Linked DNA regions of Homo sapiens: region 2 is linked to region 1. Evidence: read pairs that join two places in POLR2A ChIA-PET (ENCODE). Cell type or tissue: HepG2. All regions are shown on one strand. Links, peaks and the distances in the headings refer to the core of each region. The heading gives the core; the rest is flanking DNA.

The links. ChIA-PET counts read pairs that join two places held together with the same protein. Peaks named below come from ENCODE experiments on the same cell type or tissue, not always from the same donor. Only the 100,000 strongest peaks of a DNase experiment are listed, where the experiment ranks them.
Region 2: POLR2A ChIA-PET joins it to region 1 with 8 read pairs; 2 of 35 experiments call an interaction of 5 or more read pairs at or near these places.

What each region holds. Positions count from the first base shown.
Region 1 is chr1:47,335,334-47,344,389 of GRCh38, forward strand. All of the region lies in intron 1 of CMPK1 (cytidine/uridine monophosphate kinase 1), which reads left to right. Among named protein-coding and RNA genes, the nearest start is that of CMPK1, 6.1 kb to the left of the region's middle. RefSeq lists an enhancer at 1-3. In HepG2, for the core only: a CTCF peak has its summit at 4,304 (motif pointing right); no DNase peak of the experiment used is centred there.
Region 2 is chr1:47,472,881-47,481,936 of GRCh38, forward strand. No RefSeq gene overlaps it. Among named protein-coding and RNA genes, the nearest start is that of FOXD2, 39 kb to the left of the region's middle. In HepG2, for the core only: no CTCF peak of the experiment used is centred there; DNase peaks (open chromatin) are centred at 4,841 and 5,411; H3K27me3 peaks cover 6,518 bases.

The sequences.
Region 1 (9,056 bases), core at 591-8,590:
GTATTTATAAATATTGATCATTTTGCCAGGCGCTGTGGCTCACTCCTGTAATCCCAGCACTTTGGGAGGCCGAGGCTGGCGGATCACGAGGTCAGGAGTTCGAGACCAGCCTGGCTAACATGGCGAAACGTTGTCTTTACTAAAAATACAAAAATTAGCCTGGCGTGGTGGCGGGCGCCTGTAATCCCAGCTACTCCGAAGGCTGAGGCAGGAGAATCGCTTGAAACCGGAAGGCGGAGGTTGCGGTGAGCCCATATCGCGCCACTGCACACTAGCCTGGGCGAAAGAGTGAAACTCCGTCTCAAAAAAAAAAAAAAAAAAAAAATCATTTTAGGTGTCAAAGTGGAACTAGTCCAACTAAAAAAATACATAACATTTACATCCTCTTAAAAAAATTTTTTTTTGTTGGTTCTCTTTCTTTTGTTGTTTTTTTGTTTTTGTTTTTGTTTTTGTGACAGTCTCACTCCGTCACCAGGCTGGAGTGCGGTGGTGCGATCTCAGCACACTGCAACCTCCGCCTCCCAGGTTCAAGCGATTTTCCTGCCTCAGCCTCTGCATAGCTGGGATTACAGGCGTGCGCCACCACGCCTGGCTAATTTTTGTATTTTTGGTAGAGACAGGGTTTCACCATGTTGGCCAGGCTGATCTCGAACTCTTGACCTCGTGATCTGCCCGCCTCAGCCTCCCAAAGTGCTGGGATTATAGGCATGAGCCACCGTGCCTGGCCTTGTCACTTGTCTTTTAAAAAGTAAAGAGACTGGCTGCTGCACTCCAGCCTGGGCGACAGAGCGAGACTCCGTCTCAGAAATAAATAAATAAATAAATAAATGGCAAGTGAAAAGTGGGAGTGATTTCAAATTTTTGTTTAGTATATGTGATCTTTCTTAAATAGCATGATGGGGGAAGGGGCAAAGACTTTAGAGTCAAAGAGATATAGGTTCAAACCCTGACTCTGCCATTTACTGTTTCTCTAGGCCCAGAGATGTTGTTGCCTTTAGTTCCCTGTGAAAAGGGAAAACATAGAAATGGCTGTTTTGTATGGTATTTGTGAATATTAAATGAGGTAAAATATCTGGCACACAGAGACAGATGCAGATAGTTTTTTTCTCCACTTTAAACTTCTGATCTTATTACCTCTACTTTAAACTTCCTGATCTTATTATATTGGTTATTTTTATTGGTGGGTTTTGTTGTTGTTGTTTGTTTTGAGATCGAGTCTCTCTGTGTCACCCAGGCTGGAGTGCTGTGGTACCATCTTGGCCCACTCCAACCTCTGCCTCCTGGGCTCAAGCCATCCTCTCACCTCAGTCTCCCAAGTAGCTGGGATGACAGGTGTGCACTGCCACTCTCTGCTAACTTTTTTTCAGGTTTTTGTAGAAACCAGGGCTCACTATATTGCCCAGGCTGGTCTCGAACTCCCAGACTCAAGGGATCTTACTGCCTTGGCTTCTCAAAGTGTTGGCATTACAGGCATGAGCCGCCATGCCTGGCCTGGTTATTTTTATTGCAAAATAGTATTTTTCTTTTAAATTACTTTATGCGTGTTATATTTGAATGCATTTAAATACAGTATGCTGTTTCTGAATCATAATATGCCTTTAAAATATCTGTACCTAAATTAATAATACCCATACTACTACACTGGTTAAAAAATAATCTACACATTCAGGGCTGGGCGCAGTAGCTCACGCCTGTAATCCCAGCAGTTTGGGAGGCCCAGGCGGGTGGATCACGAGGTCAGGAGATTGAGACCATCCTGGCTAACAAGGTGAAACCCCATCTCTACTAAAAATACAAAAATTAGCCGGGCGTGGTGGCAGGCGCCTGTAGTCCCAGCTACTTGGGAGGCTGAGGCAGGAGAATGGCATGAACCGGGGAGGCGGAGCTTGCAGTGAGCCAAGATCACGCCACTGCAGTGCAGCCTGGGTGACATAGCGAGATTCCATCTCAAAAAAATAAAATAAATAAATAAATAAATACATAAATGAAATAATCTACACATTCTGCAATTATTCTTTATTCTGTTCAGTAATGGCAAATAATATTTTAAACTTGTTAATTATCAGTTACAAGATTCCATGATGAGATATGTTCTGTAATGTATTATATTATTAAGATTTCAACAATTATTTGACCTTAAACTGTTATCTTCTTTAATGAAAAGTATTCTCTTGAGTCTAGTTGCCATAAACTTTATTAAGCTGTCAATCAACTAATTCCAAATAGTTTATAATTTAGCAATTGCTATTCCCTAGCTGGCTAGACAGACACTGGAATATCTATTTTTTTTTTTTTTTTGAGACGAAGTGTCACGCTGTCGGCCAGGCTGGTGTGCAGTGGGGCAATCTTGGCTCGCTGCAGCCTCCATCTTCTGGATTCAAGCGATTCTCTGCCTCAGCCTCCCGAGTAGCTTGGACTACAGGTGCGCGCCACCATGCCCGGCTAATTTTTGTATTTTTAGTAGAGACGGGGTTTCACTATGTTGGCCAGGCTGGTCTCGAACTCCTGACCTCGTGATCCACCCACCTTGGCCTCCCAAAGTGCTGGGATTACAGGTGTGAGCCACTGTGCCCGGCCTGGAATATCTATTGTTAGTGAAGTCAGCGGTATGTTGTTTTTTTCCTTTGTGAATCTCTTTATTTTGACTCAATATTTTTTTATACAGGCAATTATAAACTAAATTCCAAAATAATGTAAGTTTTGGAGGTTTTTTTCCTGTAGGAAAAAAATTACATAAATCCACGGTAAATTCTCCAATTAATCTGGCTGAAGCTAATGCAGCTCACAGGGCACCTGAAATTGTTACTTTAGTATGTTGATTTCCAACTCAGGCTGCCAGAAGTACATATTTGAGTCCTAGCTACAGAATCTTCAGTTGACAGGAAGAGAAGAAAAAGAGAAAACCAAAAACCCTTAGGGATATCTTGCTCTCTAAGGCACTGAAATTAGTGAAGTGGGTATTGTTAGAGGGAAGCTGGTATTTTTTCTCTGGAGGTGAATTCTGCTCTGCAAATTGCTCCTGGAGACCTAGAGAAGGTAAAGGCAAATCTGATACAGTGTCTTCTGAGAGTGTTCTGTACTGGGAAGGAAAGATTGGAGGGAGGTTTTGGGATTGATTTTGCACATTTATTTGTACTGATGTTTTTCAGTTTTGTTTGCTTTTCTCCTTCCTTCCTTCCTTCCCTCCCTCCCTCCCTCTCTCCTTCCCTCCCTCCCTCTCTCCTTCCCTCCCTCCCTCTCTCCTTCCCTCCCTCCCTCCTTCCTGTTCTTTCTTTTTCTTCTTTTCTTTTTTTTTTACCAAATACCCAGACTTGGAGAATTTGTTTTATTTTCTAATTGTTTGTAAATCTGTATCCTCTAATACTGAATTTGTTTTTGAAAATGAGCTATTTTCTAAATCAGTGTGATACTTAGAGTTAAGTTTCCAGAATGGAATTATTGTGCAATAATTTAGTTATAAAATCATGATGGGAATACTGTGTCATTCTTGAATTTTTAAAATTAAGCTTTATTTATATTTGTTGTTTTGGCCCAAATGAAATTATGTCAATGTAACCTAAATTTATATTTGAAAATAACCACCATTTTACATGCATTAGTTGGAAGAAATATTTAAACCTCTCTTTTAAAGATTGTGAACATTTTGCTTACATAAACAAATTATGACTAAAGCTTATAACCATGCCAAATTGCTTTCTGTAGCACCCAGAAAACTTTTTTTTTTTTTTTTGAGAGAGGGTCTCACTCTGTTGCCCAGGCTGAAGTACAGTGGTGTGACCTCAGCTCACTGCAACCTCCGCCTCCTGGGTTCAAGAGATTCTCCTGCCTCAGCCTCCCAAGTAGCTGGGACTACAGACACATGCCACCATGAATGCCATGTTGGCCAGGCTGGTCTCGAACTTCTGACCTCAGGTGATCCACCTGCCTCAGCTTCCTAAAGTACTGAGATTACAGGCATGAGCCTTTGCGCCTGGCCTCACCCAAGAAGCATTTTATCATCTGTGTCAACTTCCTCCAGGGCCTGTGTGGGTAACTCTTACTTTGCCTGGCCATCCTACTTACTGCACTTAGAAAAAGTTTTGGATGATAATTGACTTTAAGCATATATAAATCAGAAACTTGATTTCATTTATCTTTGTGTCCCCAGTGTTGAACATTGTGCCTGACACATAGTAACTGCTTATTAAGCACTTATTGAATTATAAGTTGAATACGTTGGATTCATAGAGTTTATTGTTTGTCCTGAAGATGTAAAATTTTTAAAAATTCGATCCCCAGAGGGCGCTCCAGTGGCAGTTGGCTCTCCCATTTTAAGGACCAGAAGTGTTTGAATGTCTTCCTCTGATTTCTTTTTCTTTCTTCCTTTCCTTTTTTTTTTTTTTTTTTTTTTTTAAGACAGAGCCTTACTCTGTCGCCCAGACGGGAGTGCAGTGGCATGATCTCGGCTCACCGCAGCCTCCGCTTCCCGGGTTCAAGCGATTCTCCTCCCTCAGCCTCCTGAGTAGCTGCAATTACAGGCACCCACCACAACGCGTGGCTAATTTTTGTATTTTTAGTAGAGATGGGGTTTCACCATAATGGCCAGGCTGGTCTCAAACTCCTGACTTCAGGTGATCCGCCTGCCTCAGCCTCCCAAAGTGCTGGAATTACAAGCGTGAGCCACCGCATCCGGCTGCCCTCTTCCCTCCCCTCCCCTTCCCTTCCCTCCCCTCCCCTCCCCTCCCCTCCCCTTTCCCTTTCTTTCCTATTTATTTATTTATTTATTTGAGATGAGCTCTCCCTCTGTTGCCCAGGCTGCAGTGCAGTGGCACAATCGTGGCTCATTCTCACTGCAGCCTCCACCTCCCAGGCTCAACTGATCTTTCCACCTCAGCCTCCCAAGTTGCTAGGTCTACAGGTGCATGCCACCATGCCCAGCTAATTTTTTTTATTTTGTAGAAATGGGGTCTCCCCAGAGCAAGACTCCGTCTCAAAAAAAAAAAAAAGAGAAATGGGGTCTCCCTATGTTGCACAGGCTAGTCTCAAACTCCTGGATTCAAACGATCCTCCCACCTCAGTCTCCAAAGTGCTGGGATTGCATCGTAAGCCAGCGTACCCAGCCTGTCTTCCTCAGATTTCTCATGTAACACTTTTGTTTACTCTCAATGAATGAATCAATGATATGGTTGTGAAAATCTGCTGAGCAGATTTCCAAGCTCCTCATTACAAATTCTCAAACAGAGCAGCATTCAGAAGAAACTAGATAGGAAAATCCACTGGATATTAAGGTCCAGTGTTTAAGAATATGCTTCTTTCCTTCTGGTGGAATAATAATTTTTTTTTTTTCGAGGCAGAGTTTGAGTTGCCCAGGCTAGAGTGCAGTGGCACGATCTTGGCTCACCACAACCTCTGCCTCCTGGGTTCAAGCGATTCTCCTGCCTCAGCCTCCTGAGTAGTTGGGATTACAGGCATGCGCCACCATGCCCGGCTAATTTTGTATTTTTAGTAGAGACGGGGTTTCTCCATGTTGGTCAGGCTGGTCTCGGACTCCTGACCTCAGGTGATCCGCCCGCCTCAGCCTCCCAAAGTGTTGGGATTACAGGTATGATCTACCATGCCTGGCAAATTTTTTCTTTTTTAAGAAAGTTTACATTATCTGGTCCACAGGATACTTGACTCTTCAGAAGCACCACTGTTTGATTAAGGGTGCTTATGACATGGGATTTTTGTTAAGAACTTGGAGGAGGGGAGATCTTCAGATTATTTACTGCCCTTAATTTTGAAAACTTTCATTTTTTGCCTTTCCATTTTAAGTTATAAGAGTAACACATGCCCATAGGGAAAATGTTACATCTTTTCTAATCCTGAGATCACCAGTAGTAACTGCTTGTTATGAACTGCTTTCCCATCTCTTTCTCAATGTTCTTGTGAACAAAAATGCAAATATTTATATTTTTTACCTTCAAGTGAGATTAGTGTATTTTTTGCTGACTGTATCATAGATATCCTTTCAGTTCTTTACCTATAGATTTAATTCATTTGTGTTTTTTTGTTTGTTTGTTTGTTTTGAGACAGAGACTCACTCAGTCTGTCACCCCCAGGCTAGAGAACCTTGGCACTCTCTTGTCTCACTGCAGCCTCTGCCTTCCAGGTTCAAGAGATTCTCCTGCCTCAGCCTCCCAAGTAGCTGAGATTACAGGTGTGTGCTACCACGCCTGGCTAATTTTTGTGTTTTTAGCAGAGACAGTGTTTCATTAGGTATTTCTTTATAGCAGTGTGAGAATGGACTAATAGAGTCTACTTTAAGATTTTTATTTTTATTTTTTATTATTTATTTATTTATTTGGACAGAGTCTTGCTCTGTCGCCCAGGTTGGAGTGCAATGGTGTGATCTCGGCTCACTGCAACCTTTGCCTCCCAGGTTCAAGCGATTCTCATGTCTCAGCCTCCCGAGTAGCTGGGATTACGCCCAGCTAATTTTTTAGTATTTTTAGTAGAGACAGTTTCACCGTGTTAGCCAGGATGGTCTCGCTCTCCTGACCTCATGATCCACCCACCTCAGTCTCCCAAAGTGCTGGGATTACAGGTGTGAACCACTGATCCTGGCCAATTTTTATTTTTTGGGGACAGGGTCTTGCTCAGTCCCCCAGGCTGGAGTATAGTGGCTCTATCACTGCTCACTGCAGCCACTTGGCTCAAGCGATCCTCCTGCCTTATCCTTCAGAGTAGCTGGGACTACAGGCTCACACCACCAGGCCTGGCTAATTATTTTTTATTTTATTTTTTTGAGATGGAGTCTTGCTCTGCCACCCAGGCTAGAGTGCAGTGGGGTGATCTCGGCTCACTGCAACCTCCGCCTCCTGGGTTCAGGCAATTCTCTTGCCTCAGCCTCCCGAGTAGCTGGGATTACAGGTGCCTGCCACCACACCTGGCTAATTTTTGTATTTTTAGTAGAGACAGGGTTTCACCATGTTGGCCAGGCTGGTCTTGAATTCTTGACCTCAGGTGATCTGCCCGCCTCGGCCTCCCAATTAGCCAGGCCTGGCTAATTATTTTTTGTAAAGACAAGGTCTCACTGTGTTGCCCAGGCTGGTACTCACTCGACTGCTTCAAATGCTAATCTCTTCCGGAAATACCCTCACAGATGATAATGTTTACCAGCTATCTGGGTATCCCTTAATCCAGTCAAGTTGACACCAAAAATTAACCATCACAAACATTATTATATTTCTATCAAAAGTATATGAATATCATCTTGGAAGATTATTTTAATTTTTACAAATTTGTTAATCTATTTTCTGAGATTTTTGAGAATCTTTTCCTTTTTCTCTTTTTTCTTTTTTTTTTTTTTTTTTGAGACAGGGTCTCACTCTGTTGCCCAGCCTGGAGTGCAATGGTGCCATCTCAGCTCACTGCAGCTTCTGCCTCCCGGGTTCAAGAAATTCTCCTGCCTCAGCCTCCCAAGTAGCTGGGATTACAGGCACTTGCCACCATGCCCAGCTAATTTTTGTATTTTTAGTAGAGATGGGGTTTCACCATGTTGGCCAGGTTGGTCTCAAACTCCTGGCTTTGTGATTCACCCGCCTCAGCCTCCCAAAGTGCTAGGATTACAGGCATAAGCCACTGCGCCCGGCAATTCTTTTTTTAAAGTGAAATGGCATAATTAACCATTTGTATTTTTTTTTTTTTTTTGAAACGGAATCTTGCTCTGTCGCCCAGGCTAGAGTGCAATGGCGTGATCTCTGCTCACTGCAACCTCCGCCTCCCGGATTCAAGCAATTCTTGTGCCTCCACTTCCCGAGTAGCTGAGAATACAGGCACATGCCACCACACCCAGTTAATTTTTGTATTTTTAGTAGAGATGAGGTTTCACCATGTTGGTCAGGCTGGTCTTGAACTCCAGACCTCAAGTGATCCACCTGCCTTGGCCTCCCAAAGTGCTGGGATTACAGGCATGAGCCACAATGCCCGGCCCTCTGTGTATTTTTAAAAAATATTTTCCTGGCCGGGCGCAGTGGCTCACACCTGTAATCCCAGCATTTTGGGAGCCAAGGCGGGTGGATCAGGAGGCTGTAATCCCAGCTACTCCGGAGGCTGAGGTAGGAGAATCGCTTGAACCTGGGAGGAGGACGTCGTAGTGAGCCAAGACCACACCATTGCACTCCAGCCTGGGCAACAGAGTGAGACTCCGTCTCAAAAAAAAAAAAGTCTCAAAAAAACCCACAAAACTTCCCTGTACTTGTCATTTATTCAGAAAACATTTTTTGAGAGCCAGGCACTGTGATATTGGTTGTTGAGTTGAGTCAGAAGACGCAGATTGGCCAGTTGCAGTGGCTCATGCCTGTAATCCCAGCACTTTGGGAAGCCAGGGTGCAAGAATTACTTGAGCCAAGGAGTTCAAGACCAGCCTGGGAAACATCAAAAGCCCATCCCTGCATGGTGGCGGGCGCCTGTAGTCCAGCTACTCAGGAGGCTGAGGCAGGAGCATGGCGTGAACCCAGGAGGCGGAGCTTGCGGTGAGCCGAGATCGCGCCACTGCACTCCAGCCTGGATGACAGAGAGAGACTCCGTCTCAAAAAAAAAAAAAAGCCCATCTCTACAAAAAATTAGCTGGGCCTGGTGGTGCGTGCCTGTGGTCCCAGTTACTTGAGAGGCTGAGGTGAGAGAATCACCTGAGAAAGAGAATTCAAGGCTGCAATAAGACATGATCACGCCACTGCGCTTCAGCCTGTGCAACAGAGCAAGACCATGTCTTAAAAAAAAAAAAAAGACGACAGACCCTGCTGCCAAAAGTTTACAATGTAGTGAGGAAACAAGGAAATTAATTGGTGATGACTACAGGATAGAATGATAAATCCTATGATATAAATATACCAAATATCCCATTTAGGGACGTTTAGGGAAGGGACATCTAAATGTCAATTTAATGAGTCAGGGAGGGCTTCCCAGAGGAGGTGATGTGTATGAGCTCAATTTTGAAGGACAGTGGGAAAGAAGCAGTTGGGAGATGGAAAAACGCTTAGAGCAGTTATCCTTGTATAGGGTTACTGAAGGATTCAATTCTGAGTAAAGTGTGA
Region 2 (9,056 bases), core at 753-8,752, 140 kb after region 1:
ATTTACTAGTTGTAGGACCTTAAGCAAGTCACTCTACTTCTCTGTGCCTCCGTTTTCTCATCCATAAAATGGGGATAACCTACCTTATAGGGTTGTTGTGAGGATTAAATTCATGAGAATGCTGACATCTAGTATTAGTAGAAGAAATGCTGGCTCTTATTTGTGTTATTTTGCACAAGAATACTTCCTGCCAGTCTGTCTTCTGAGTCTTATGACTGGGGTCAGTGGCAGCTCCACAAGGGCACACGGCTTTTGCCTCATTTCAGAGGTGGCCTGGTGGGTGCGGGGAGCATGGTCCAGCAGAGTGAGCCCAGGCTTGTGCAGCCAAGTAGACCTGGGTTCAAAGCCACTTACAAGGTAGATGACCTTGGTCAGCTGACCTCACATCACCACGCTTCAGTTTTCTCATCTGTAAGATGGGGACAATTCTTACCTCATAGAGAAGTTGAGAGAATTAGATGACAGAGCATCATGAAATGTCATGAAAGCTCCTCCCTCACTGCCTGCCAGGAGTTAATGATTCTTGATGTGGGTTTGTTCCTTTTTGCTGTTCAGAATGTCTGTGACAGACCCAGCAATCTAACTTTTGGGTCTAAGGTTGAAGAAACCTTTGCACGTCCATGTTCACGGCAGCATTGTTCACAATAGCCAAGATGTGGAAATAATCCAAGTGTCTGTGAACAGATTAATGGATCAAGAAGATGTGTATACACACACGCGTACACACAAACGTGCACATACAACAAAATACTATTCAGCCTTTAAAAAGGAAATCTTGCCGTTCTGACAATGAGGATGAACCTGGAGGACATTATGCTAAATGAAATAAACCAGGCACAGAAAGGCAGACACTGTATGATCTCACTCATACATAGAATCTAAAAAAGTTGAACTCATAGAAGCAGAGAGTAGAATGGTGGTTACCAGCGCCTAGGGTGGGCGGGAGGGGATGTTGGGGAGATGTTGATCAAAGGGCACAACATTTCAGTTTGATAGGAAGAATAAGTTCAAGAGATTTATTGTACAACATGATAACTATAGTTAATAATGCTGTATTGGCTACTTGAAGTTTGCTAAGAGAGTAGATCTTAAAGTGCTCAGCACACACAACAAAAACATGGTAACTATGTGAGGGATAGATATGTTAGTTAGCTGGATTGTGATAATCATTTTACAATGTACAATGTACATCAAAACACCATGTCATAAACCCTAAATATACGTACTTCTATTTGTCAAAAAAGCGTTATTAATTTCTTTAAAAAAGAGAATGGTTATGACAGAATTGGATGTTCAGTTTACCTGTCTTTCTTTAACTAAGATGATCGGATGGCAGTAATAACTTCAATAATAGTTATAACCCCTATGTATAGTACTACATTGAATACACATTGCTTATGCTTATCATACAGGTATCCATCGCAACAGCCTGTGAAGTATGTGATATCATTATCCTCATTTTATAGATAAAGAAACTGAGGCACCTAGAGAAGACAAGTGGCTGCTGAGAAGGTATTTGGGCAGATTATGCCAGGGGAACTCCTTTCTAGCCAAGGAGAGGCCGTGGCTCGCTTGGGTCTGGGGGGCCTCTGTGCTTATGTAAATGGATGAGTGCTAATCGCTTTGCTAATGGGAAACACACAGGGAGATAGGATCTGCAGCAAAGCGGAAGGGCTTTCAGAAAATTAGAGCTGGGAAAAACCCCAAAGAAATCTGGGAAGATGATAAGGCAATGCCCAAGAACTCACAGCAGCGCTGTGGGAGGGTGGGCTCTGGGGCAGAGGGGAGCTCCTGAAGCATCAGCCAGTCCTGGAGACTCAAGTCCAAGGGAGGCAGGGCTGTGAGTAGTCATCCAGCTGCCTTGGGCCCAGAGCAGCTTGAAGAGCAGATTCCATCTCCTTGAGCCAGGCCCACTTGCTGGGCAGCCTCGCCCAGAATTCCTGGACAATTCCTCTTTGCTTTGCCCTATGCTGGGTTCTGGTATCACACAGCCACATCTAAACCCTGCGTCCCAGGAGAAGAGTTCAGCCAGAGTGAGTACCTCAGATCTAGAGCCAGATGATCTGGGTTCAAAATCTCATTTCTGTCACTTACTAGCTGTGTGATGTTGGGCAAGTTACTCAACCTCTCTGTGCTGCAGTTTTCTCGTCTGTAAACTGAAGATGTTATATGATAGCAATGATGCTGTAGTGATGATTAAGTTAATTAATCCATGTAGGTTGCTTAGAAGAGTAGCTGAGACATAACAAGAACTGGATACATGATAGATATTGGTGTTATTATTTTAAGAAGATTGTACAATTTGACCAAGCCCTTCTCTTGCTTAAATCCTTTCTGTAGCATCCTGTTGCCCTCAGGCTCAAATGCATCCTCAGTACTGTGGTCTACATATGGCCCTGCTCATGCTCCAGCTTCATTCCTCTCTGACCTCTACCTTTCAGCCACCCTCAGTGATCTGTGCTTTCCTGAGTGTCCCACTTTCTTTCCTCTGGGCCTTTGCATATGATGTTCCCTTGGCTTGGAATTCCTTCTTTCAAAGGGTACCCCTTGCCATGTGTTTGGCTATTCCTGAGGGAGCTTTATTTCTGAAGCCCAACAGATATCGATGCCTTCCTCTGGTCTTCCATGGCCTCATATGTCCCACTATTTCAGGATGTAGCACTGCGCTGCAATTGTTCAGGGCCTGTCCCTCTGCTTGGGTCACCTCTCCGAATCCAATGCCCAGAGCAGATCCTGACCCAGACGAGGCTTGATAAATGTTTGCTGAATGACTTTAGAGGGGGCAAAAATAAATATACCAAGCTGTCTGTCCTGAGGTCCCATCCAGCTTCTATAGAAGGTACAACACAAATCTAAGGACATGACAGCTTGACAGGCAGTGGAGGGTGGTGGTGATAAGAACAGGCTCTTGAGGCAAGCAGCATGGGGATTTGCAAGCTGTGTGATTTTGGACAAATTGCATAACCTATCTAAGCTTCAGTTTCTTCCCTGGTAAATGGGAAGAATAACAGACACTTGAGCATGAAATGAAAAAATGATGTAAAGCACTTTACACTACACAAGGCACATATCTGGCACATAGTAAAGGCCACTGGATGCTGACCATCTACTTCCTCATCACTGTGATGCATGCCCAAATCTGCTGACCACATGTGCTGCCTTCCCAGGCACTACCTCTGACCTGGAGGCAGCAGCCACTTGTGGGAACCTGGGTCCAGAGGTTGTCAACCATCTCTCTGGGTACGACCCTCAGCTTCTCGAGTCAGGCGCTGTGGCTCACGCCCGTAATCCCAGAAATTTGAGAGGCCAAGGTGGGTGGATTGCTTGAGCTCAGGAATTTGAGATCAGCCTGGGCAACATGGTGAAACCCTGTCGCTACAAAAAATACAAAAATTAGCCAGGCGTGGTGTTGTGCGCCTGTGGTCCCAGCTACTCAGGAGGCTGGGGTGAGAAGATGGCTTGAGCCTGGGAGGCAGAGGTTGCAGTGAGCCAAGATTGCGCCACTGCACTCCAGCTAGTGTGACAGAGCCAGATCCTGTCTCAGAAAAAAGAAACCTCAGCTTCTTGCAGTGTCGCAAGGAGAAGCTACTTGGAAATTCCGAGACAAACCTAGGTGGGTGATTGGTATCCTCCATCCACCTGTCCGCCCTTCAGGACCCAACTATTTCCAGAGATCGCTTCTGGGGTTTGGATTCTAAAGCTTGGTCCCATGGTTGTCGAATTTGTATGATTAAAGCCACATTGTGCATGGACAAATGCCAGCATTCATTCATTCATTCATTCACTTATTCATTCAACATTTTTTGAGCATTTGCTAAGTGCCTGGTATTGACGATACCAAGACTAATATAACACTGTGTGCCTGCCCTTAAATTGCTCACTATCTGGAGAAGCAGGCAGAGATGCACACAGACATTAAAGACCAAGTTGGAAGGGATTGTGAAGAGGCCGGGATGTAGACGTGGTAGCACCAACAGGGATACTCAACAGCCCCTGAGCCCTTTCTCTCTATCAGGTACAATGCTAAGGGGTCTTCATACCTACCTCCAGGGTTCTTGTAAGTGTATATATATATATATATATGTATATATACAGTCACTTTTAAATATATATAAACTATATAGATATAGTATATATATGTACTATAACTTTATATATAAAGTTATTTAGTTCTTACTTACAAGAACCTTGGCGGTAGGTATGAATGTGGTACTTAGCTGAATTAGTTTCCTATTGCTGTAACAAATTACTGTAAACTTAGCGGCTTTAAACAACCTAAATTTATCATCTTACAGTTTGGAGTTCAGAAGTCCAAAACAAGTTTCACTGGACTAAGGTCAAGGTGTTAGCTGGGCTGTTGCTTCTAGAGACTCTGAGGAATAATCTATTTTCTTACCTTGTTTAACTTCTAGGGGCCACCTGCATTCCTTGGCTTGTGGCCCCTGCATCTCTCCAATCTCTGCTTCTATCATCACATCTCCTGGTCTCACTGTGACCTTCCTGCCTCCCTCTTATAGGGACCCTTGTGATTACACTGGGCCCACCCTGATAATCCATGATAATCTCTCCATCTGAGATCCTTCATTTAATCACATCTGCAAAGTCCCTTTCACCATGTAAGGTAACATATTCACAGACTCTGAGGATGAGGATGTGGACATCTTGAGGGTGGGGAGCATTATTCGGCCTCCCACACCATCTTGCAGATGAGAAAACTAAGACTTACAAAGGTCAAGGAACTTGCCTAAAGTTCTACAGCCAGTAACTGGCAAGTCCCGCCCTCTTTGGATTTGAGCCTCCAGCTCTTAACCTCAAACAAGAAGACTGCTGGTGCAGGTGAACCTTGAACTAGGTTTTGAAGAATGAATCAGAGTTAAAAAAAGGTGTGTCCAGTGGAGGAATGGTGTATGCAAAAGCAAGCTGAGCACTGGGTGTGCTTTGGTACCATAAAATGCTCAGATTCGCTGGGGGTGCAGGGAGGTGAGACAAGACAGGTAGGCAGGGTCTGGATGGTGGAAAGCCGCCTAGAGCAGGCTACAATGTTTGCAGTTGAATTGAAAGATGTGAAAAACCATTGGAGGATTTCACCTGTATGTCCTGGGTAATCCCTTCCCCTTTCTGACCCTCAGTTTCCAGCTCCTCTGCCCTGATCTGCTTTTTCCCTCCCCACTGTCCCTTTGTCCCCTCCCTTCTCACCCCCTTGCTGCCAGGCCTGGTCCCATCCATCCCTGGGCAGGAATGAGGGCTGGGTGAACTGCCCCCTTCCCCCATCCCCAGGACAGCGACGGTTTCCAAATATCTGTCTGTTGAAATAATGTTCTCTGGGCACTGGGCCTCCCTCCCTCCCTCACATTCCTGGGCGAGCCGGCCTGTTTGGCTTGCTCGGACAAATATTGACTTTCTCTGTCCTTCTCACTCTGGGTCTGTTTAAAAGGCATCAATCTTTGCCGGGGTGTGAGCTCCCTCTCCGTAACCTGTGGCCTCTGCGGTCCTATTCGGGCAGGGAGTGGTAGGGGAGGGGCTCACAGGCTCTGGGGATACCCCTTTCTTGCTTGGCTGCACTATAGAGGCTTTTGGTGCAATGCTGTTCCTTGTCAGCTGCTTTCCACGCGGTCCTGCGTGGGGCCTAACAGCCCACTTATGGAGCCTCTACTTGAGGGTCAGGTCTATGCCCGTGGCATGTGCACTGAGACCTTCATACACATTTCTCTAGACTCCTCAATAACCAGGCAGGAAACCCTGCTGATTCTACCCTCAAACAATTATTCATCATCCAACCACTTCTCAGCCTCCACCGCTACCCTCCAGGTCCCAGACACCATCATCTCCTGGATCTGACTCCTGGATTATTAAGTTAACTTCCTAAATTCTGCCCCACTTCCCTTCAGTCTGTTGTCAATTTTGGAGCCAGAGGGATGGGTGAACATGTTGGTTAGCCTGGCTTAGACCCCCCAGCTCCCCTCCCCTCCTCTTGCTCCTCCTCTCTCCCTTTGGGCCTCAGGGTTTTTCCTCCCACCTGAAAAACTTTGCACGAAACTGTTCTCTCTGCCTGGAACGGTCTTCCCAGATCTGGTAGATTCCCTCCCTTACCTCTTAGTAAAATGTTTCTCTGGCCGGGCGTGGTGGCTCACGCGTGTAATCCCAGCACTTTGGGAGGCCGAGGCGGGTGAATCACGAGGTCAGGAGATCGAGACCATCCTGGCTAACATGGTGAAACCCCATCTCTACTAAAAAAAAACCAAAAAAAATTAGCCGGACGTGGTGGCAGGCGCCTGTAGTCCCAGCTACTCGGGAGGCTGAGGCAGGAGAATGGCGTGCACCTGGGAGGTGGAGCTTGCAGTGAGCCGAGATCGTGCCACTGCACTCCAGCCTGGGCAACTAAGCAAGACTCCGTCTCAAAAAAAAAAAAAAGTTTCTGCCAAAATGTCACCTTTTCAGTGAACCTTTCTTGGACAGCAGTTTTTGCATGGAACCCGCCTTGCCTGGTCCCATCACCTGGGTACCCCCTCTCCCCCGCTGCCTTGTCCTTCTCCTCAGCACTTCCTGCCATCTCACACTGTATCTTTTAATTGTGTGTTTTGTTTACTGTCTGTTTCTCTGGAGGGCAGGGCTTTTTGTCTGCTTCATTCACGGCTGCGTCCACACCTAGAGCAGCAGATGTGTGAATCCCCATTTCGTGGGTGAGAGTTAGTAGGGGTTATGGTGTAACAGCTTTTATTTATTACTCACTTTTTGAGTTTCTTCTATTTATCATTCACTTCACAGACTCTAGCTTGCCAGTGCTCGCAACAACCAATCCATAAGGTGGGCCTGGCTATGGTCACCCTTACATGGGCAAAGAAAACCAAGGCAGTGATGATGGTGTAGGGATTGGTCCTGGCTGGACTGCCACCCAAAGTCCCTCTTCCTGCCTCGCCAGCTGCACCCAAACTGGGTGCGCGTGTGCCACAAAAATGCCAGGATAGGGTGAGCTGGTGTCCAAGCCTGTGAACCTTCACCACCCCTCACCTCTTGGCCTCTCCATCTGTTGCCAGGACTTGCTGATGCATGAGCTCAGACTCATCTTGGCCGATCTTGTCCCAGAGCTTTTGGCCGGGCCTCTTCTCTTTCAGCTTCTCCTTGCTTCAAGTCTCTCTCTCTGCCTCTATCTCTATTCATTGCTCTCTGTCTGCTTCTGTCTCTCTGTCTCACTCTATCTCTTTCTCTCTCTCTGTCTCGGGATCATCCCACCCACACTGCTGCCCCATGCATTGCCCTAAGACCTCCCCTCCATCCTCTTTTGCCCTTTGCTCCGTGGGACCAGAGCTGATCTTCCTCCTGGATTTGAAAGCACTGTGTGATCTGGCTTCAGGAGACTCCCCATCCCCATCCTTCTCTCTCAATGCAGGCTGGCTCCACTGTTTCCCCCATCCACCCTATAGTCATTCCTACCTCTGACTTTGGGATGCCATCTCCTATTTTCTCAATCTAGCTAAATAACCCTCCCCTACCTTTCATGTTGAACAAATCAGAAGAACAGAACAATAAGAATCATACAACAAATACTCCTATGCACTTCATCTAGATCCACCAATCATTAACATATTTCCTCTCTCTCTTCTTTCCTTCCCTGCATCCCTCCTTCCTCCTCACCTCTCTCTCTTCATTTGTGAGTAACAGACCTCACCCCTCAAATTTCAGCATGCATCTCTTTAAAAAAGGACATTCTCCTCTATAACCACAATATAATTGTTGCCCTAAAATTTTAACTTTCATGCTATATACTATTATATAATACATGGCCTGTTTCCAAGTTTTCCCAATTTTGTAAATAATGTCCTCTAGAACATTTTGTTTTAGTTGTCATGTCTCTTTAGCTGCCATTAATCTCAAACAATTTCTCAGCCTCTTTTTGGGGTCATCTTTCATGATATGGACATTTTTGAAGAGTCTAGATTGGTTATTTAGCAAAATGTCCCTTGATTTAGACTTTTTGAGTGTTTCTTCATTACTAGTTTCAGGTTAAGCATTTTTGGCGGAAATACTCTCCTCCCTGTCTCCAGCCTCTCTCTCCCTGGGATGATCCCACCCACAGGCTGCCCCATGCTTCCTAAATCCTTCCGGGGCTTCTCCACCGAGGCCCAGCCCCACCTGCTGGGTCGGCAAGAAGTCCTGCTCTGGCACCCAGGGACTGGAATGGGAGGAGCTGGGGAGGCTGCCCTGTCCTGCTCATTGGGAAGATAAGAGGGGGTCCTTCATCTGGAGAGACTCTGGAAGCAATGGTTTGCTCTTCAGATGGTTTTTGGCAGCAGAAACTTCTGTTCAGACACATCTTACATGGAAAAGCAATGAAGACTGGCCCTTCTCTTATTGAAGGATGTGTGTGTGGATGCATATGTGTGTTCATGTTTGTGTTCACCGGCAAGTTTGTTCTTGAGCTTGAGTTCTGAAACTCTGGGTTCTCAGGTTCCCTCTCTGTTTCATCATGTCCTTTGGGTATTTTCATAGAACTCTTGGGCGGGGCGCGGTGGCTCATGCCTGTAATCCCAGCACTTTGCGAGGCTGAGGCAGGTGGATCATGAGGTCAGGAGTTCAAGACCAGCCTGACTAACATGGTGAAACCCCGTCTCTACTAAAAATACAAAAATTAGCCGGGTATGGTGATGCATGTCTGTAATCCCAGCTACTAGAAGCCTGAGGCAGGAGAATTGCTTGAACCCAGGAGGTGGATGTTGCAGTGAGCCGAGATCAAGTCACTGCACTCCAGCCTGGGCGACAGAGCAAGAAGAAAAAAAAGAACTCTTAGGGCCCCACTGATCCAAAGAAGCTGAACCCTACCAACATCCACGGGACTTACTGCATGCTGGCCTGGTGCTAGGACTGGGAAGGGATTGAGGGTGGGTAGTGCAGTGGCAAAGCACACTGGTTTTGTAGTCAGATAGATCTTACCCTGTTTATTTCTGCTGTATAGTTCTGAGTAAGTACTTCACCTCTCTAAGCCTCAGTTTTGTACTCTGTAAAATAGGGATAATAATAGTATCTACTTCTTTTGAAGTAGAAATGTGAAGATGAAATGT